Regions from separate parts of the Homo sapiens genome. Here region 1 is linked to region 2. A link is an interaction called in ENCODE POLR2A ChIA-PET data of the cell type or tissue named here. Cell type or tissue: endothelial cell of umbilical vein. All regions are shown on one strand. Each heading gives the region's core, and the rest is flanking DNA. Links, peaks and the distances in the headings are about the cores only.

What was found. ChIA-PET counts read pairs that join two places held together with the same protein. Peaks named below come from ENCODE experiments on the same cell type or tissue, not always from the same donor. Only the 100,000 strongest peaks of a DNase experiment are listed, where the experiment ranks them.
Region 1: POLR2A ChIA-PET joins it to region 2 with 5 read pairs; 3 of 35 experiments call an interaction of 5 or more read pairs at or near these places.

What each region holds. Positions count from the first base shown.
Region 1 is chr5:72,479,604-72,490,427 of GRCh38, reverse strand. The region is part of intron 1 of ZNF366 (zinc finger protein 366); the gene reads left to right. Among named protein-coding and RNA genes, the nearest start is that of ZNF366, 22 kb to the left of the region's middle. In endothelial cell of umbilical vein, for the core only: no CTCF peak of the experiment used is centred there; a DNase peak (open chromatin) is centred at 3,857; H3K27ac peaks cover 1,062 bases.
Region 2 is chr5:72,545,892-72,556,715 of GRCh38, reverse strand. No RefSeq gene overlaps it. Among named protein-coding and RNA genes, the nearest start is that of ZNF366, 44 kb to the right of the region's middle. RefSeq lists a silencer at 29-78. In endothelial cell of umbilical vein, for the core only: no CTCF peak of the experiment used is centred there; a DNase peak (open chromatin) is centred at 4,415; H3K27ac peaks cover 2,574 bases.

The DNA.
Region 1 (10,824 bases), core at 1,896-6,895, 66 kb after region 2:
ATTCAGCTCTATCTCATCTGTTTTCCATTCCTTTTTCCTTCCCTTATTCTCAAAATTTTCAAAATTTACCTTCTAAATTGATCAATTATGATTTACCCTTTGAGTAAAACTCAAAAGACGTGGTTTTCTAGAGTAATTTTAGGTAGGAGCTTTTATCTCCACAGTAGATGTAAACACTCCAAAAAGGTATTATGTTGATGGCCTAATTGACTAGGTTATTAAATGATTAAGTGATTTGGCCAAAGCAGCAACATTGACCCTGTTGACTTCCCTTCTCTGACCCTTGAAGCTACTCTTGAAGCCTGGAACTTGTGGAGGAAGGGAAGGGAGTCTTAAGGAGTCAGCAAGGAGGAAGCTCAAGCTCAAGCTCTAACCTCTTCATCATTCCTGCTGAAATGTCAGAAAAGCTGGTACTAAGCAGATCAAGGACTGCAGCTCCCTCCAGACAGATAACCTGCTAGAAAAGAGTCAGAAATGTGTCCCCATGAGATGCCTGTATCCTGATTCCAGTTAAGTGATAGCAGCATGATGCTGCTGCATTGTGGAGCATTATCTGTGGTTGGAAATTTTCAGAGGTCATGGGTTTTACTTTCTGGCTGATTCCCTTGAGAAGACCCTTAGCTCTTTTCTTCTTGTAAATTTCAGAGAGAAGGTTCTCTTCCCATGGTGGGAATTCCCAACTTTGCTCCATTCAGGGGCTCTCCCATTTTCTTAAATGGTATTAGGGAATACTTTTAAAGGTCTTAAAACAAAGTTCATTCTCATTCTTCTCAAATTGAAAACAACTTTCTGAAGGGTAGCAAAGCTCAGGGCTGGTAAGTGTGGGCTGGGAAAAATCATGGAGCAGAGAAATTTGGTAAGAGGGGAAAGAACAAACATTTACTTAGCACTTGCCATGTGCCATGCACATTACCTATTAGGTACATTATTTAATCTTCCTCCAGCTCCATGAAGAAATATATTAGTCAGGATGGATGAGGTTATGCTCCAATAACAAACAACCCCTAAATCTCCCGGCTTTAAAAAAAAGAAAGAAAACAAGAATATATGCCTTACTTGTATTACATATCCACTATATAAATCCAGGTCATCTTACCTTTGGGCCCTAGACTGACAGAGTAACTGTTATCTGAAATGTTTCAGGTTGCTATGGCAGACAGACAGAAAATAATATGAAATTGTGGACTATTTCTTTTTTTTTTTCTTAATTTCTTTTTTGAGATGGGGTCTTGTTGTGTTGCTTAGGCTGGTCTTGAGCTCCTGGGCTCAAGTGATCCACCCACCTTGGCCTCCCAAAGGGCTGGGATTACAGGCATGAGCCACCACATCTGGCCAGAATTGTGGGCTATTTCTTAAAGATTCCACAAGGAAATGACACATGTCATTTGTGCTCATGTGCTCACATTTTATTACACAAAGCAAGTCATGTGCCATGCCTGCCTATAAAGGGATAGGAAAATGCAATACAACCATGTGCCCAAAAGAAGAGCTAGAAATATTTCATGAATAAAGTATTATTGTCTCTGTTTTATAGCTGAGGAATTGAGGCTTAGGGAAGTTAGGAAGTGATGGAGCTGGCTTTCAAGGCCAGGTTTTGTGATGTCAGCTTCTGAGCTCTTTGCTCTCCTATAGTGGGTGCATTTCACAAGCATGTTCCATACATGGTACCCAACCTCTTCTCCAAATGCGGTTGCTGGGCTAAAGTGTTCTTGGGGCTTAAGGGGGTATGCACATGCCCCAGATGTGGACAGGTTAAAGCAAAATCTAAATCACTGTGGCTCAGCTATTATTTCGTTTTACCCACTTCAATTCTCCTTCAAGGGATTCAACACATTCGATGTGAAATCATATGAAAAGAAGCGGTATCTTTGAACACATGCTAGATTTTTCTTTTTAATCCTAGTTTCAAGTGTCATAGATTTCCTTGCTTATTACTTTTATTTGTTAAATAATAAGAAAAGAGTTACTCTGCTCTTACTTTGGTAAGGCTGCTGCCTGTTGGATGTTCATAATCCAGGGAAAGGGATGTTCCCAAATTCCCTCTATTTTTTTCACCCAAAACAGTCTCCAGGAAAAAAAATCTTTGTTCAAAGGAGCAATAAAATAACAATACTTAAAGACTGATGCCACCAGCCCTTAGAAAATCAATTCCAGCATTTCTTCCTCCTGGAACCCAGAGGAAACACCCTGCTATGTAAGTTTTTTTTTTTTTTCTTTCAGATGGGGTCTCACTCTGTCGTTACCCAGGCTGGAGTGCAATGGTGCAATCTTGGCTCACTTCAACCTCTGCCTCCTGGGTTCAGGCGATTCTCTCCCCTCAGCCTCCCCAGTAGCTGGGACTATAGGTGTGCATGACCACACCTGGCTAATTTTTTTGTATTTTTAGTAGGGAGGGGGTTTTACCATGTTGGCCAGGCTGGTCTCGAACTCCTGACCTCAAGTGATCCACCCACTTCAGCTTCCCAAAGCACTGGGATTACAGCTGTGAGCCACCGCACCCAGTACCCTGTTATGTCAGTTCTTCTCAGACTTTCCTATTTCTAATGGGGGAGAAAAATATGAAGAAGAAATCCTAAGCAGTCTGCCACAGGTAGAATTTCAGACTTTAACCTGTCCTGGTATTTTGCATTTTGCAAAATACCCATATTTGTCCACTACTACATAGGCCAAAAGATACACTAACTTATTCTGTGGTTTCCACCACACCTAGGAACTTGAGCTTAAGCCTTCCCCATCTTTTAACAGCAATATGCTTATCTGAAAGTGGGTCCCTGAGGGAGAGGGACAAGGGTTGCTGTCAGGCTAAGGGCATGGTAGTTGACCCTTGGCAGCTAGAGTATCCCAGAAGCCAAAGAGGGTAAAGGAAAAGAGGAGGAGGGAGAGAGGAGGGGAGAAGGACTGTGAAATGATATCAGAAGACTAGGAAGAACCCCAAATATGGCCTTAAAAGGCATATGGAAATGACTTGGAATCAAATTACTGAAAACATAGTTGTTAGGGAACCACATTTTTTATTCATTATATTTTTCTGATTCATTAAAAAAGACAAAGTACTTTGTTTAGAGCAAAGCAGGTTTTAGCCTGAGGCAAATTGTTTAACCTTGCTGGGGTCCAATCCATAAAGCACGAGCTCAAGCACTGCTCAGCCTAATGAGGTGTAAAGTTGCAAAACTCTTTGAAGACAGAGAGCTCAATTTCAGTATTATGCATTATTGAATAAAATGCCAGTTTAGGAAGGAAACTCTCCGGTAGCATTATATATGCCTAAACTGGTAGCCAACTGGAAGAGCTGGTTGTCAAAGCTTCATGACAGAAAGAACCTAATTGTTGATCACTTAAAATGGAAAATAAGAATCAGGGCGTAGTGGCTCATGCCTGTAATCCCAGCACTTTGGGAGGCCAAGGCGGGTGGATCACAAGATCAGGAGTTCAAGATCAGTCTGGCCAACATGGTGAAACCCCGTCTCTACTAAAATACAAAAAGCAGCCAGGCGTGGTGGCAGGCGCCTGTAATCCCAGCTACTCAAGAGGCTGAGGCAGGAAAATCGCTTGAACCCGGGATGCAGAGGTTGCAGTGAGCCCAGATCAGAGGCCATTGCACTCCAGCCTAGGTGACAGAGTGACTCCATCTAAAAAAAAAAAGAAAAGGAAAATAAAAGAACAAAGATATAAGCCAGGCAGTAACAAATGGCATGCACCATTACAGCATTGGCTTGGTTCAGAGACAGATTCCTGAGCTAAAGAAGGCCTCATTTACTGGAATGGAAAAATGTAAGGCCAGGAAATTGCTCAGAGGTCTCCTGTCCTTTCCTGTACACATGGGATGCACTATGTGTTGGCTACTGTTTTGGATCAGAATCTCACTTTTAGAAATAGCCCAAGTCTGTCCTTGGGAAGGGAGAGAATGTTGTGGTATATTTGTGTGTGGTGGTGTAGGGCAGGGGAGGTACACAGGATGTTGGGAGGAGCCAGTTAGACCCTCCCTGAATCCAAACTGTTTCCTTGGGCCTCACAGTCATCAGAACTGAGCTGTAAGATTGGGCAGCCAATCTGAGTGCAAGGAGCCTCCAAGTCTCCTGAACTAGCACCAAGGTAGAGCTGAGTTGGTCCCACTGACAGCACAGGCCAATTCTGCATGTTCAAGCCCAATGGCTGGTCTCAAGTCTGCCTATTTTTCAGGTGCATAGGCTAAGCTTTAGTCTCACAGTCAACAGATGTTTACCAGGCAACAACCTCTCACGAAACATTATTTTAGGCAGCAGGAATATATAAGGAAACAAAAGACAAATATTCCTGTGTACACAGAGTTGCATTCTAGTGGAGGAAAATGAACAATGACTAAAGTAAGGTGCACAGTGTGTTAGAAGATATGGAGAAAAATTAAGTCAGGAAGGAGAGAGAATACGGAGTGCTTGATAGCCAGAGTTCGGGTGGCCTCACTTCAGACACAGTATTGTGTAAAAACTTGAAGGAAGCAAAAGAGGCACGTGGGTATCTTGGGGAAGAGCTGTCCAGGCAGAAAGAACAGCAAGTGAAAGGCCCTGGGGTAGGAGAATGCCTGGTGTGTGCCAGGAACAACCAGAGGCTGGAGAGTGGGAGTGGAAGAAGCAAGTGAGCAGGTGGTAGGGCATGAGATCATAGGAGTAACAGGGAGAAACTTCATGTAGAGACTTGTAGGCCACGGCGCGGACTGTGGCTTTTACTCTGAAATAGATGGAAAATCACTAGAGAGTTTTGAGCAGGGGAATAACAAGATCTGATTTACATTTTAATAGAACCTGCCTGACTATTGTGTTGAGCAGACAGGAGCCCAAGGGAGAAGACAGGAGAAGAGTCAGGAGGCTGTTACAATGATCCTGGAAGGAACCTCTGGCGGCCTGACCAGGATAGAGGCAGTGGAAGTGGTGAGAAGTGCTTGGATTCTAGACAGACATTGAAAATGGAGCCCGTAGGATTTGCTAATTCATATACCAGGTTACTCAGATGGCCTGTCCAAGAACACATTAGTGAACTGGGAAGAGGTAATAAAGAAGGAAGGGACACAGCTAGAGCAGGCAGGATTCCAGTTGTTCTTCCTTTGTTCCTTTCTTTAACTGAGGGTCTGTTATGGGGCAGGCACAATAGTGACTGTGAACTAACAGGATCCCTGACCTCATGGAGCAAACAGTATGGAGAGAGTCAGACATTAAGTGAATAATCACACAAATCCATGTAAAATGACCACTCTAACATGTGCTGAGTGTCAATGTTGAAAAATATTTTTTCCGCATTTAATCAAGAGAATACAATAATTACTAAACATTTTTTAATGTTTTTTTACTAAATTTTTGAAATCCAGTGTGCATTTTACATGTACAGCGTACCTCTATCCAGGTCAACTGAATTTGATGTGCTCAAAAGCCACACGTGGCTAATGATGAGTACTGAATTATACAGCACAGCTCTAAACCATCAAGCCACACACATTTTAAAGTCATGAACAAAGCACTGGAAATATAGGTCCTTCTATGGTAATTTAAAAAGCAGGTAAGACTTAAATAGAGCCTCTTGCATTTTAAAATTGAATACTTTGTCATTAATTAGCTGTGTGCATTTGGGGACATCAGCTTACTATCCTGTGCCTCAGTCTACAATAAGGAAGTGTGATGGGGCTGGGTAATGGGTACTTACCCTTTCAGTCTTAATGATCATTGACTCTGGATAAGGAAGTCCAAATAGTTTTTCCTTCTCTTGTCATCGCTCCTGAAGAGATCTTTCCTTTCAACCTTAACACCTCTATGATATCTGAAAGGTGGAATTTGACTAGTTCAATAGTGAACTGACAAAACTCCAAAATGGCCTTCATTCCAAAGCAAAAGAGTTGAATTTTTCTAGAGAAATTTGAATACTGACTATTTAAATGATTAATGAAATTATTATTATTATTATTATTTTTTTTTTTTTTGAGACGGAGTCTCGCTCTGTCGCCCAGGCTGGAGTGCAGTGGCGGGATCTCGGCTCACTGCAAGCTCCGCCTCCCGGGTTCACGCCATTCTCCTGCCTCAGCCTCCCGAGTAGCTGGGACTACAGGCGCCCGCCACTACGCCCGGCTAATTTTTTGTATTTTTAGTAGAGACGGGGTTTCACCGTTTTAGCCGGGATGGTCTCGATCTCCTGACCTCGTGATCCGCCCGCCTCGGCCTCCCAAAGTGCTGGGATTACAGGCGTGAGCCACCGCGCCCGGCGATTAATGAAATTATTGAGTTTTAGGTATAATATACTATTGTGGCTAAGTTTTAAGAAAAATTACCCATGTTTAAGAGATACATTCTGAAATATTTATAGATGAAATAATATGATGTCATGGATCTGTTTCAAAAGCATCCCAGTCGGAAGGTGGGGAAAGTGAGTGAGGTATAGATGAAATGAGATTGGTCATGAATTGAAACTAAGTATAAGGACAGATATTATTCTGTCTACTTTCATAGTTTGAACTTTTCCTTAATAAAAAGTTTTTTTTTTAAGTAGATCTTCAGACTTTCTTAGATTTTAAACTTTCCCCTTAAATACTGTGTATCCCTCATGGTACAGATGAAAAAACCTGCTTGAGGGCCAGGAGCACATGATTCTTACTTAATACTCCAGTGGGATGAAGCCCCAGGCCCATCATTCCCATCACAGTTTAAATATCTCTGGCAGTTTTAGTAGTAACACAACTTTGTTCTCTCATCCTTCCCCTTGGTACAGTTTAGGATCAATATCTAGAAGTGAAAGGCTGTCTCCCCTGTGATTCAAGGAGAGCCCCCAAACTCTGCCAGAGCCACACAGGTGTCCAGGGAGCATGGCGATATATCACTGGTTTGTACAAAATACACTGAAAATCTAGAAAGGTGCAGATGCTTGGCTCACAGGCACAAAGAATGTTACTTCTTCTCATATTGTGGAAGCTACATGCCACAGAGACAGGTAGGGGCTATCTGAGGAAGGATCTCAGAGGGAATGTGACCTCAAAGGCCAGGAAGCCAGCATCTGGGACCCACCACAGTGGTGGGTATAGGTCTCTTGTTACCCTGGGTTGCCTGGGCATTATCTAAATGTCTGGCATAATGCTCTAAGTTCAGTGTGAGCTTTCTTGTCTCCACCTGTTCACTTTACCCTCTCAAACATCATGATAGAGGATGAAGAAGCTGGACCTCACCTCTGAGTTACTACCCAAGACATTGTGAGGGGCTGAATGGTAAATGGAGAGCACAGGACAATCTTGCAGGATTGACACCTTCAGGTACCTTTGCCTGACCAGCATGGATCTTCTAGCTTTGACACCACTGGATGCCTGACTTCTCACCATGAATTACAGCAGGCACTCATTTTTACTTCCAAAGGAAGACTACTGCTAATTTCTTTAAAACAGCATCTACAGAGAAAGAGAACAGGACTCAGTCTGGAAATGTTTTCCTTTTGCATTTTCATCAGCCAAAAAAGTATTGAGTTTAGGGTACTAACATACGGTGCAAATGTTAATTTTAAGGGAAATTTGGCACACTCAGCATGCCAAACTGTGCTACTTTCTACACATGTGATACTTGGCTTCAGTGGTGGCAATACAGTGCCAGATTTTCTTAAATGTCAGGCATTTTAAGAGAAGGTTTCTCAGAATTTAAAATCACACACACACACACACACACACACACACACACACACAAAATAGAAATGCAACTGTGATGTTTCTAAATAAAATAAATTTGACTGCCATAGGAAGACAAGGCAACAGCTCTCCGGAGCCTGTGGTGGACCACAGGTTGATGCTCAAACACCTGCACAGTGCTGTTTTAAGCTCTAAGCAATGTATTGTAATCCCATAATACATTAACATGATGATAATCTGCAACATAGAATATTCAATCTTTAGGGCTCATAGATGGTTTCCCTGGAAGGTGTCCCCTGTCTGTTGAAAGAACTCACTTATGCTACCTAAATCAGAGAAGCAGGTGAGAATTATCCAGAGGAGTCCCAGCAAATGTCAGCATTTGGTAGTCCTTATTGTCAGAATAGTCTGATACTGAAATACGTTGAGCCTGGGACCCTACACTTCTTCTTACTAAACTTCCCCTTGACTACTTTGGTTTATCAAGTTTATCCTAAGCACAGATCTGACTCTCTCAACTTCATTGGCTCATTACATGATGTTGGGGGATCTTTTCTAGGTTTTCACCCACATCATAGGTAAAACATTCATTTCAAGACTGTTTTGTCTCTACTTATGAGTCCGAGTCCAGATTTCTAGTTATTTTCATACTCCTGGAAGAGCAAGAAACCTAATGGTGTACTTCCCAATGGACTGATGAAACAGTGCAGAGGAGGAGGAAATTAAGAATGATACAAAGCTTTACACGGACCAGGATAGAGTCAAAGTCATCCAGTAAGAAGGAATATATGAACCGAGATTCCTGACACTTGGACTCTAGAACTTTAAAACTCTCATATCTTGCCCATGCCTCTATCGGATGAATGAAACCTGAACTAGAGGATATCAGAAACCCTTTCCCATGCACTAAACATTCTATAATTAATTCTCTTCACCTCAGGGGTTTGGGGGGAACTAAACATACTAATGGGTATGAAAATTTTGAAAGAATTGGGAGTTATCTCAGTGTAAGTTAGCACAACGTCATGAAATAATTATCTCAATAAACCTAGAATTGTTTCTTATTCTTATTATAATGTTGGGTCAAATGTAGGAGCTTACTTAATGTCAGGTGGAAAACAAAAGGAGTCACAGAAGACAAAAAGATACATTTATAGAAATGAGTAATATAAGTATAAATTAGGTTGATCTTTTGGGAAAACAATTTAGCAATATGTATTAAGACCTGAAAATTAATATACTTTCACTTTGTAATTCTATTTCTAGAGAATCTAATCTAAGGAAATGATAGAGATGTAACAAGGATTTATGAACAAAGTTGTCTACCGCAGTGCTATTTGTCTAGTGCATAGAGATATATAATAAGTAGTGCTGTAAAAGAAAATATATTCATGCATAGTAAAAGACTTGAAAGAAACGGACCAAAATATTAACACAGTAACTCTTGGTGGTAGTATTATTGATTATTTTAATTTTCTTTCTTAGATATTTCAGCCTTCTATTTACAATGGTAATAAATTATACTATTTAAAGGTCATTAAAAATAAATTATATAGAATTGTTCACCTTAATCTAATTCGGGTACCAACACATTTTGTCTTTTAATATATCTGATCAGTAGCCAGCTTATCTCTACTGCTTTCAGGACTTTCTTCTGTTCTTTGCTAACCATGAGGCTGCACGGGCTTTTTATTACGGCTGTTATTTGCCAATAGCCCTCTAACACCCAGAGAGCTGAGTCACCTGTCCGTTTTAGGGTGTCCACACATGGTGTTCCTTCCGTCCTTCAATATTTCCCGCACTCTTTCTCCACATGAAGTTCACAAGCTGTGAATTGGCCCAGGGCTCACTTCTTAGGCAATACGATATACAGGGGCTCTTAAAGCGTGGCTTGCTTAATCCTCCCTACAAAGCAGTCTTCACTCACGTGGAATTTTCCATGAATTTCTACAGAATAGCTATTTACTCTGAGAACCCAAAGGTTTTAGAAACTATAGGCAATTTTGCAAACTCTAGATTGAATTTGCTTGTATTTTGTTGTTATTAAAAAGACTCAAATGAATTATCTCTTTCCAGGTGAGACCTTCAGTAGAAAGATGTTTTATTTATTCACTCCATTATTTTTTTATGCATTCAAATTAGTTCTGTCTTAGGTTCGCCTCACCAGTTCTTCAATCAGTATAAATGAAGATGAAAACTTGAAAGGTTCATTTCCCAAATGCCCATTAATTGTTATCTAATGTACTCCTTTTATAAGGAAGTTAGAGAAGGTTAGTGATAAATCAGAATCAACCTGTTACTCCACCAAGACAGGGGGATTGTGGGGAAGCATGGAGTACAGGAAGGGAGGGATATTGATTGAAATCCACCAGAACCAAGTCATTCCAAACCACTAAAAGTCGAAAAGTTCCAAGGAACAGAAAATAAGTTACGGGAAAGCACTTAAAAGAACTCTTTCTTTTGCCAAACCTTCCAAGAAAATATTCTTTATGCAGAATCTTCTTCTAGATTCAGTCTGTGGCATCCAGTCTCTCAGAATAGGCCCCTCAGTGTCTTAATTGGCTTTCCCTCAGTACCTCATCAATTTGTCACACAATTCTTATTCAATTTAGATCCAGCTATTTCTGCATACTTTCACACTGATTTGGAAAATGTCCTTCACACTTTGGTTTTAGTCTCTATTCATGAAGTGTCATTTGCTTTAGGATGATTTAGTTTCATGAATGGATTTTTCTCATGTATGATTCTGCCTTAGATGAGCCTTGGACCGTGTATGCCACATTCCAGCCATTGCTGCAAAACAAGACTTTGTGAGCCTGCTTGCATCTCCTCCTTAAATATATCTGTTTTTTCACCCTTTGTTCAAGTTCTCAGGCTGAAGTCTTGGTTATATTAGTATGTGTTGTTTTTACAAATTTTAAACCTGAAATTCAGTCCAATCCCTGTCTCCAGTCTTATACCTTCCAGTCATCTAAGCTGTCTCAGGCAGGTGTGTGTTTATATAGAGATTACACATGCTTGTGCACACACACTCATGCAACTTAAATAAGCCAGATATGATCCTGTGTATTTTGTCTAAACATCTCTATTACTGGTGATTCTATGATAACTAGGAATCTGGTGTTACTTGAAACTAGCCCCAAAAAAGTTTTAAAAAATTCATCATTAGTATTGTTCTTCTACATTGCATTTTGGTGGCT
Region 2 (10,824 bases), core at 2,513-7,512:
CTTAGATCTTACAACTGAAGGTGGCGCTTTCAAATCCCCGTTTCATTACCTATTTGTGCTTCCTATCTACCGGATACCGCGAACTGCTCTTCATGCTACAGGGGGAGAAAAAGATGCATTCAGACCTTCAGTTTGTTTACTACAGTAACCATGACGCTGGAAGACCGGGCGTGCAATATAAAACCCAGGAAGGGAGCGATTAAAAGAATAGAAACAAGACAAACAGGCAACACAGCCCAAATCCCAGAAAGCAGAAGGGGCATTGCTCTCAGGTTGCTGCCTCGGCCCCGTCAGCCGGGGAGAAGGGCTTTTTGGAGCATTTGTTAAGTGCCACAAAGCCCTACCAGGATTGATAAAAAGCGTTTTCCTCTGAGGTTTTCATGCATTCCTTCAACAAATATTTACCAAGTGCCTAATATGTTACAAACATTGTTCTAATTGACAGACATCTTTGCCCTCATAAGAACTGACATTATCATGGAGGAAAGAGAAAATAAAGAACAAACATAATAAATAAGTGAATTACATATTGGAAGGTAATTTTTAAAAAACAGAGCAAGCTAACAGCATGAGTGTGTGGGGATTCCAGTTTTAAAGAGAGTGGCCTGGGTGGGCCCCAGGGGGAAACCTGCTGGCAGGAAATAGGCAATCCCAGATTAGCCTGCTGTGCCTATGAGCTCACGGGCCCTTCCTTGTGCTCATACATGTGCATAGAGCTGGAGACCCTTGCAGAGGGTGGCTGTCTTTTACTGCTTGAATAGGATGAGAGGTGGGGCATCAGTTATTCACACTTTAATAGACCATTGCAGCTTTGACTTCCCCTGCTTCCATTCCTAACCTCTGGAGAGCTGCGAAATGGTGCCGATTTCCGAAAACAGGTAGGAAGGTAAGGGAGGAAAAAACCCTAAAATGAGGAGTTGTGTGCTTTGGAGAGGCACTGGCATCCCCGGATTGACTCCTGAGAAAGCTAATGGAAGATGGATCCAGGTTTAGGGTAGGAACTAGCTATTTATCTACTAGTCAAGGGACATATTTTAACCATCCTGAATTAGATTTTGCAATCAGGTTGATAATAATGACAATAATAATTAAAATAGCTGGTGTTTATTGAGTACTTACTAGGTAACAGGTATCGTGCATAGGTTTCACATGTAACCTTTTAGTTTTTTCTTCAGCTAGAATGTCATGTAAGCTCCATGAGAGTAGAGACTTTATTTTGTTCACTGCTGTGTCAGAATCAATGCCTGGCACCTAGATGGCACTCACTGCACGAATGAATGAATGATTGCATTCTGGTAAAGAGGTTCAAGGCGCTCCTGCTCTGGGCCTTACAATGAGATGCTGAGGAGGTTTTAGGCCCTTCCTCTTCTTCAGAGTGCAGCAAACATAACACATACCTGTTTCTTGTTATTGTTGACTGCTCTATAGATACTCCAGGCATTGTTAGAGGGACAGTTTCTTCTCTTTACTGTGTTTTCCACCCTCCCCATCTCCTTGATGGGCAGGTGGTTAGAGGAGGAAAAAAAGGGGGTGAGGGGAAAACAAAACTTTATCTTGCCATTCATCCATGACTTCATTTACATTTAGTTCTTACAACAACCCATTTTACAGAAGAGGAAACTGAGACTCAGAAAGATTAAGCAGCTGTCAAGGTCTTGTGCAAGTTAATGCCAAGGAGCCTCAGCCCCTGGATCTGTGCTCTTACCCATTACACTAGATGGCAGGGCAAAGAATGCAATATCACTATTCTGCATTTTTTCTGTTGTTTCGCTTACCCCATCTCCAGGGGTAGGGCAATGTTTAGGGCAGGTTCCCTACTGTCTAGGGGGATATTTAAAAGCATGCCAAATATTTTGACAATGAATTCAAAGCAAGAGATCACATTATTTTCTTTCTTGGAATTAACAGTGAACTGGCTAGAGTTCATTATTACTAACAGTTGGCTCAGTGGAGGAATATTGGGCCATGAAGCTTATTTGGGCACAGGGTGTTTGTTGTTGTTCGGCTGCTTACCTCCTTTGGGGTTGTCAAGGAATAGGGGTTTGTTAGTGCCTATTATACATTTGGTGCTTAAGCAAGTTACTGAGTGGGGAGGGGCAGGAAGGATTAAAATTGCAGCAGAAGTCCTGCTTAATCTGACTGCACTGATGGCTGGCAGCTACTAAAGAGAATAATAATAAAAAAGACTACTACCAGACCATCCTGGCTAACACAGTGAAACCCCATCTCTACTAAAAATACAAAAAATTAGCCGGGCATGGTGGTGGGCACCTGTAGTCCCAGCTACTCAGGAGGCTGAGGCAGGAGAATGGCGTGAACCCAAGAGGCAGAGGTTGCAGTGAGCCGAGATCGTGCCATTGCACTCCAGCCTGGGCGACAGAGTGAGACTCCATCTCAAAAAAAAAAAAAACAAAAAAAAAAACAAATAAAAAAACTACTACCTAAAACATTTTAATTGTACATATACCTGAAGTTAATATGTAAACATATAAATTCATATAAATACATATACATATAAATTCAATTGTCAGTTTTTCATGGAAAGCTAAGACCTGTGCTTTGGTTCTAGATCAGCTGATAAGAGTTCCGTATGATCTTTCTGGAATACATCATATCCATAGTGAATAATCTATTATTTCCAGTTTTGGTTTCTTTCAAGTGACTCAACAACATAAAGACAGTTTTCATGCAAGCTGACTGTGGATGACTTACAGATTTTTCGTATATTTCCCCCTATGTTATTTGAATTGTCTTTCTCACACCTAATTTGAGAATGAAGTTTTTGTGTATGTGTGGTTCAATTTTATGTGTCTTTTCACAGCATTCAAATCAGTTTTTGTAGAAACAGTTTTTTAATTCACGTGCTCTAAATTTATCTATTAAGTGAAAGCACTACTGATGTAAGGACATAGGGCTACAAACATGGCTGATCCTTGGCAAGCTCGTAACTCAAGGGAAGAAGTAGACACAGAGCGACTTCCTAGCTGAGAGACTTCTCTATGCCATGGGCATGGAGCAGTAACTTTTCTAGAGGAAATGGAGATCGTAAGTAAATTTGGAGAGTCAGCCAAGTGGAGGCTGAATAAGGGAGCTTCTACTATATATGTACCTGAGACATGTCACTATTCTAGCCCTCCAGAATCTCACAACTTATTGGGAATATGTCCTAGAAATGTGTCCCCATATGCCTTACTCATAATCCACAGAGGTCTCCTCCCCTAAATCATTGTTTAGAACCAAGGGGTTCAACTTGCCTTATCCCCCAGATCACTTGAGGTGAACACCCCACCCACAGATAGCTGCCCACGCCTTGGAGTCTTTATGGAAAAGAAAAGTCATGTCAATTATATTCCCCTAACAAGGAATTTACACTTAGGAAACAGAGAAACTCAACAAATTGGTGATGGGTGCTCAAATGAGAGGTCATGAAGTCAGGTTTGGGTAGCTATGATGGGACCATTGGGGTTTTGAGAAAACAGAAGTACAGATGGACCAGGTAAAGAAAAGCGGAAATCTAGATGAAATAGTTATGCAAAGAAATAGGCAGTCCATAAGAGAGAGGGAAATGAAGTGTGGCTGGTCTTCAAGATTCCTGGCTTTCTCCCTTCCTGGATCTTAATTGTTTTGCATTTCCTGAATCTCTCTGTGACCTTGCTATAGTCTTGCCATTTGACATCCCTTTTAACTTGAGTTAGTTTGAATAGGTTTGTGGCCCTTGCAATCCAAAAAAAAAAAAAAAAAAAAAAACCCAATTAGATTAAGAGACAAGGTGAGAATAAGGTAGTATTAAATTGTATGTTTCTATGCATTAAGAATTCCCAAGAGTTCAGAGAAGAGAGAGATCGGTCGATATCTTAATTTTTTGCTCTTCTATTCTGCTAAACTTGGAAGATAGGCTCAAATAAGCTCTGCCATTAGTTCTGCCCAGCCCATTTCAAACATCGAACACTGCATTTACCCATCCTTGCTCCTTGGCCAGGATTCCATCCTTCCCTCTGTTGTTCCCACTCTGATTTTGTATTCTAGACCAGTATCTCCTGTCTCTGCCCAGTCCCCAGTGTCCACCAGTTTTAGTGTACTGGAACTGAGATTTGCCTTTCTTCCTTCTTTGGAGCTTCCAAGACTGCCCCTACCATTGAAGCTGCTCATGTGGCCAGTTCCAGCTACTGGCTGAGGCCTCCTCCCTGACGCCTTTCTCCCTACACTCCCTCTTTATTATTGGCTATAGAAACCTCTCTTAGTCACACAGGCTATTTCCCAGGATCTTGCCCTTCCCTGTCCTTGTTCTTTTAATCATTATTATCTCAGGAATTTCACAGACAAGGTGGGATTTGGCTGGGCTTGGAAGGATAAGTGGATGTGGTTTGGCAGAGGGGCAGGAGAAAGGCAGTCCAGTTGTAATGGTTTATACCAACTTCATTCTCATTGGCTTTCAGACTATGGCCCTGTTTTTAGTAAGAGCATGATATCATTGTCGTAGGAATGAAGAGCCATCTGTTTACCATTTTACGCAGGGACAAATGTATACGTTTGTTAGCTGTGATATGAAAATTTTTAAAGTCAGTACTTGCACATGATGCCAAAGCTTAATTCCATGAAAGGCCCAAGAAATGTATGAGTCATGTTTCCTGTAATTGTGAGAAGTTGTGGGTTAAATGGAATAAGGAGCATCGGTAAGAATACTCTCAACCATTCCAGTTAAAAAAGGTAGCTACGCCTGTAATCCCAGCACTTTGGGAGGCTCAGCGGGCAGATCACAAGATCAGGAGATCGAGACCATCCTGGCTAACACAGTGAAACCCCGTCTCTACTAAAAACATGCAAAAAAATTAGCCAGGTGTGGTGGCAGACGCCTGTAGTCCCAGCTACTCGGGAGTCTGAGGCAGGAGAATGGCGTGAACCCGGGAGGCGGAGCTTGCAGTGAGCCGAGATCGCGCCACTGCACTCCAGCCTGGGTGACAGAGCGAGACTCTGTCTCAAAAAAAAAAAAAAAAAAAAAAAGGTAGCTATACTCAGTACTCAGCAGAAGACTGACTGATCGTAACATTACAACTACCACTTTAACTCCTCAGGTTAAAGAAAAAATATTTACCAATCTACTATATCATCTGAAAGGGAATATCTAGTAACCTCTCAGTTATACGGTATTGAGAATAAGTGAACTTTTTACATAATTGAAAGTTATTCCTTTAAGTGGTAAAATGTTTATTGGAAGTTGTATCAGATTTTCCTGCTTTTATCAAACAGAGAGTTTTAAACTAAATACTCCTAGGTGGTTCAAGTTCTCCCTAGACATTTTGTAACATCTGTTTGCCACAATTTCCACTGATGAGCAGGCCTAGGGTAGCTATGCTTTGAAGCATGTGACTCTCCTCCCAACTGATTGAATAAAAATGGGCACCTGTTTCAAAAGTAGCCAGTCTACAAGCTGGCCAATGATGATTGACCTACAGTCTGGCTTAAAAAGTTGAGTTGGACAAATAGGATGCTCAGTAATTTAAGCCAAATATGGAAAGAGGTAAAGATTTGCAAGCCGAGCCTAAATAAAACCTCTGTGACATAAAGTCAGGGCTGAAGAGTCCATGATGGACTATAAATAAGCAAAGCTGTGAGGAAGCAGTCACTGTGGTGAGGCAGATAAAGTCAATTGAGGGAAGACTAAGGAGCTGATATGCAGAGATCTCTGTTCCTAAAAGCCAAAAGAATCTAGCTAGAATGAGGGCCCTTCCTTCATTCCTTTAGCACCATGTGTAGGCGTTCAGCCATCCTGAAGTGTTCAGGGCAGGGCAGCTAACACTGAGCGTCTCCAGTTTGCTCTTCTTTTTGGGCTGGGGCTACTTGTCCTTGGTAGTCTTCCGGGTTCCCATAAGTCCCCTGTCTTCACTCTTGGGAAGTCTATATTTTCCCGAATCATCAACATTTCTAGGCTTTGCTCTGGCTCCTCTGTTTTGGCCAGTTGGTTGCCATTTTTCATCACTTTTTCAGTTCCTTCTGTCCTAGGTCTCCTGGGATTCTGGGTTTTGACATTATTGTGGACTGGCTTCTATAGCCTTCAGATGTCCTGCTCTCTTAGGTGTGTGCTGTTGTCTAGAAAAAGAACCAGTTGCCTCACGTCTTCTGTAATCTTCAAGGTTGGATCTTCCCAAAGTGAACCACTGCTCACTCCCAGAGGCCTTTGGGGGCTATTTCAAGTTTGCAGCTGTTTTGGAGAATAGGGGGTACCAGATGTCAGAGAAATACCAATTGGCTAATAATGTATTATGTTCTTTTCTTTTCTTTCCTTTTTTTTTTTTTTTTGGCAGCAAAGGCTTGCCTTTCAAGTCCCTTGCTTATTTTAAAATTAGTTTGCCTTCCATGAGCTTAAACTATTTGAGCTGTAGGGGGTAAATGAGCTGAGATGTTTGTTGTGCTAAATTTCAGGGAAAAGTCAACCCGAATTAAAATTCGACCTCAGGTAATGAACAAAATAAATATTGTTAGATAATTAAGAATTGATAATAGTGCTGATTCTACTATGATATAGAAAATACCTGAACACAATATTAACAAACAAAATAGAACAATTAAGAGGGAGAATTTTAAACTTTCTAAATGCCAGGTGAGCAAACATACTATTAGTAAATCTCTTACTGCCCATTTTCTTGAGAGATTGGAATACCTATGCTCTGTCTAGCTTCTGGATTCCTGTGGGCCTTTTATGTCTGATAATCTGGAGATGAAACTAAGGGTCACAGCTTGGCCTAATAGCATGAGAAAGTAAAGTGACCCAACATCTTTAAAACACCAATCATTTTCCCCTCCATATGCTTTTAGAAAGAAAACATGGGACAAATTGACTCCAAGCATAGCTTCCCACCTCCCTTTTCTCTGGCCCCAGTTTGGAAAAGAAGACAAACAGCTCTCCCTGCGATCCTGCATCTTCCTGTGGAGCACTATTACCCTGAGCTGTAAAAGACTTCTGGGTACCAAATAAAGAATTTAGACATGCATCCCTTCTGAGAGAGAGTCACAGGAAAGTAAAGGAAAGGAAGGTTTGGGAGGAAATATTAAAGATGTGGCACTGTTTCATTCAGGTGACAAAGTCATGGTGAGTTTCTTTGCCTCCATCCATCCATCCATCCAGCCAGCCAGCCAGCCAGCTATGTAGCTTAGAATGAGAATTCAGAAGTAATGTTTGCTGAGGAATGTGTACTAACATGTGTATTTGAAATGATTTAGAAAACATAATAGAAAGCCATGTCTATATGAAAGTAAGCCTGATTTGCTAATTAATTTGACAATGACAACGGCTTTGCCAATTATGTTATATGGTGGACCTTTTCTATAAATTGTATGAGCCAATGCAGTTTCATTGTTTTTTTAAAAATAAAATATTTAAACAATTTATAAGATGGTAGAAATTTCACTCTTTGCATTTATTTAAATGAATGATAAAGATGCCAGCTTAAAAATGTGGATGGGTGTAGAGTTTTAAAAAATTATTTTGCCCTGGAAATACTAGAACAAAAGAATTGAGTACCACTGCTGTAAAGAATGGTTAAGAGAGCTATGGTATTTTGCTTGGGGAAGATGAAGACTTGTGGAGGTGGTGGGGATGTGGGGACTTGTTCTTAAACAATTCAACTAAGCAAGTGTTATAAACGCTTTCTTTGTGCAGAGCACGGGACAAGGTGCTGTGGTCACACAGAGATGAGTAGATGCTGATGACATTGCCATGCCTTTAAACTAGGTTAATTTGTATCAAGAAAGATTTATGCTATACATCATTTTGGGAGGAGTAGGTGCTCTAATGAAATAAAAATGGGGTATCATAACTCCAAAAATGTTAATCTTGGGAGTGAACCATCTTCCTCATAAAGAGGGCTAGACCACTGATGGGAAGCCCTGCATCAGACTTTTAAAATAAGATCTGGCATGTGCAAGAATGTTCACAGCAACACTACGCACATGGTCACAAACCAAACCAACCCAAATGTCCTCTTCAGTAGAATGGATAGAAAAATCACATATTTAAACAACAGAATATTGTAGAACAATGAGACCAAATGTCAAGAAACTACAACTATGCACAATATGGATGAATCTCACAAACGTTATGTTTAGTAACAAAAACGACATAAAAGGTCACCTACAAAATATAGAAAATTAACTCAAAAGGTCAAATCTAAGAACTATTGGTGTTCAAGAGGAAGTTGAGCAACAGCAAGGGGTAGAAAGCTTTTTAGAGATATAATAACAGAAAAATTCCCAAAACTTGAGGAAGGTATACATATCCAGGTACAGGAAGGTCAAAGAACACCAAACAGATTTGATCCAAGTAAGACTAACCCAGGGCATATAATAATCAAATTTTCAAAGGTCAAGAACAAATAGAAAATTCTAAAAGCAGCATGAGAAAACAAGTAAATAACATATAAAGGAGTGTCAATTCATCTGGCAACAGACTTCTCAACAGAAACCGTACAGCCCAGGAGGGAATCCTGAAAGAAAAAAAAACTGTCATTTAAGAATACTGTATTCAGCAAAGTTATCCTTAAAATATAAAGGAAATATAGTCTTTCCCAGGCAAACAAAAACAGAGAATTCATCACCACCAGACCCATCTTATGAGAAATACTAAAGGAAGTTCTTTTATCTGAAAGAAAAAAGCACTAATATTAAAAAGAAAACACAAACATTTAAAAATACAAAACCTACTGGTAAAATTAAGTACATAGACAAACCCAGAATAGTCTAATACTGTAATTTTGGTGTATAATACACTCATAACAGTAGTATGAAGTCCCCCATCAACCTATCAAAAACAATAATACCTACAGAAACGTGTTAAGAGACAGGTAACATAAAAATATTAAATTGAGGCTGGGTGCAGTGGTGTATGCTTGTAATCCCAACACTTTGGAAGGCTGAGATAGGAGGATTGTTTGAGACCAGGTGTTTGAGACCAGCCTGGTCAACATAATGAAACCACATCTCTATAAAAATTAAAAATTAGCCAGGCATCCTGGTGTACACCTGTAGTCCTAGCTACTCTGGAGACTGAGGCAAGAAGATCTCTTGAGTTGTCTCAATGTACATATATATATATCTGTTCTTTTCTTTGTGATCTAAGACCAGTTGCCATCTCTTTAAAATAACTTATTTCTATGAGATGGTTTTTGTAAGCCTCATAGTAACTACAATGCAAAAACCTATAATAGATTCACTAAAATTAAAAAGCAATACATTAAAACATACTACCAGAAGCAATTACTTAACCACAAAGGAAGATGGTGAGAAAGGAAGAAAGGAGCTAAAAAGCAACCAGAAAAGAAGCAACAAAATAGCAGTAGTAAGTCCTTACTTATTAATAATAACACTGAATGTAAGTGAACTCAATTCTCCCATTAAAAGGCACACAGTGGTTGAATGGATAAAGAAACAAGACCCAACCATATGCTGCCTACAAGAAGCCCATTTCACCTATAAAGACACACATAAACTGAAAATAAAGGGGTGGAAAATGATATTCCATGCAACTGGAAACAAAAAAAGAGCAAGAGTAGTTATATCAGGTAAAAAACTACAAATTAAAGACTGTAAAAGGAGACAAAGGAGGTCATTATATGATGATAAAGAGGTCAATTCACCAAGAGGATATAACAATTATAACTATCTATGCACCTAACACTGGAGCATCTGAGTATATAAAACAAATATAAATAGAACTAAAGGGAGAGATAGACTGCAATACAATAATAGTAGAAGACTTCTACACCTCACTTTCTATAATAGACAGATCATTGAGACAGAAAGTCAACAAAGAAACATCAGAGTTAAACTATACACTAGACCAAATAGGCCTAACATTTACTGGACATTTCACCCAACTGCTGTGGAATACACATTCTTTTCATCAGCACAGGGAACATTCTCCAGAATAGACCATGTCTCACGCTACAAAACAAGTCTCAACAAATTCCAAAAGGTAGAAATCATATCAAGTATCTTTCTGGCCACAATGGAATAAAACTACAAATCAATAACAAGAGGAACATTGAAGACTTCACAAACACATAGAAATTAAACAACATGCTCCTGGACAACAAATGGGTCAATGAAGAAATTAAGAAGGAAATTAAATAATTTCTTGAGGCAAATAAAAACAGAAATACAACATACCAAAATCTATGGGATACAGCAAAAGCTGTGCTTTGAGGGAAGTTTATAGCTATAAATGCTTATATCAATTAAGTAGAAAGACTTCAAATAAACAATCTAATGATGCACCTTAAGGAGCTATAAAAGCAAGAACAAACCAAACTCCAAATTAGTAGAATGAAAGAAATAATAAAGATGAGAATAGAAATAAATGAAAATAAGACCAAAAAAAAAAAAACCAATACAGAAGAAAAATGAAATGAAAGTTGTTGTTTGGACAATATAAACAAAGCTGACAAACCTTTGGTTAGACTTTGGTTTTCAAGAAAAAAAGAGAGAAGACCCAAATGGATAACATCGGAAATGAAAAAGAAGACATAACAATGGAAACCACAGAAATACAAAGAATCACTAGAGACTATCATGAACAACTATATGCTAACAAATTGGAAAACTTAGAAGAAATGGATAAAATCCTGATCACATACAACCTACCAAGATTGAACCATGAAGACATAGAAAACCTCAATAAATAAATAATAGGTAATGAGATCAAAGCCATAATTAAAAGTCTCCCATCAAAGAAAAGTCTAGGACTTTTCTTTGGCTTCACTGCTGAATTCTACCAAGCATTTAAAGAACTGATGTCAAATCTACTCAAACTCTTCAAAAAAATTGATAAAG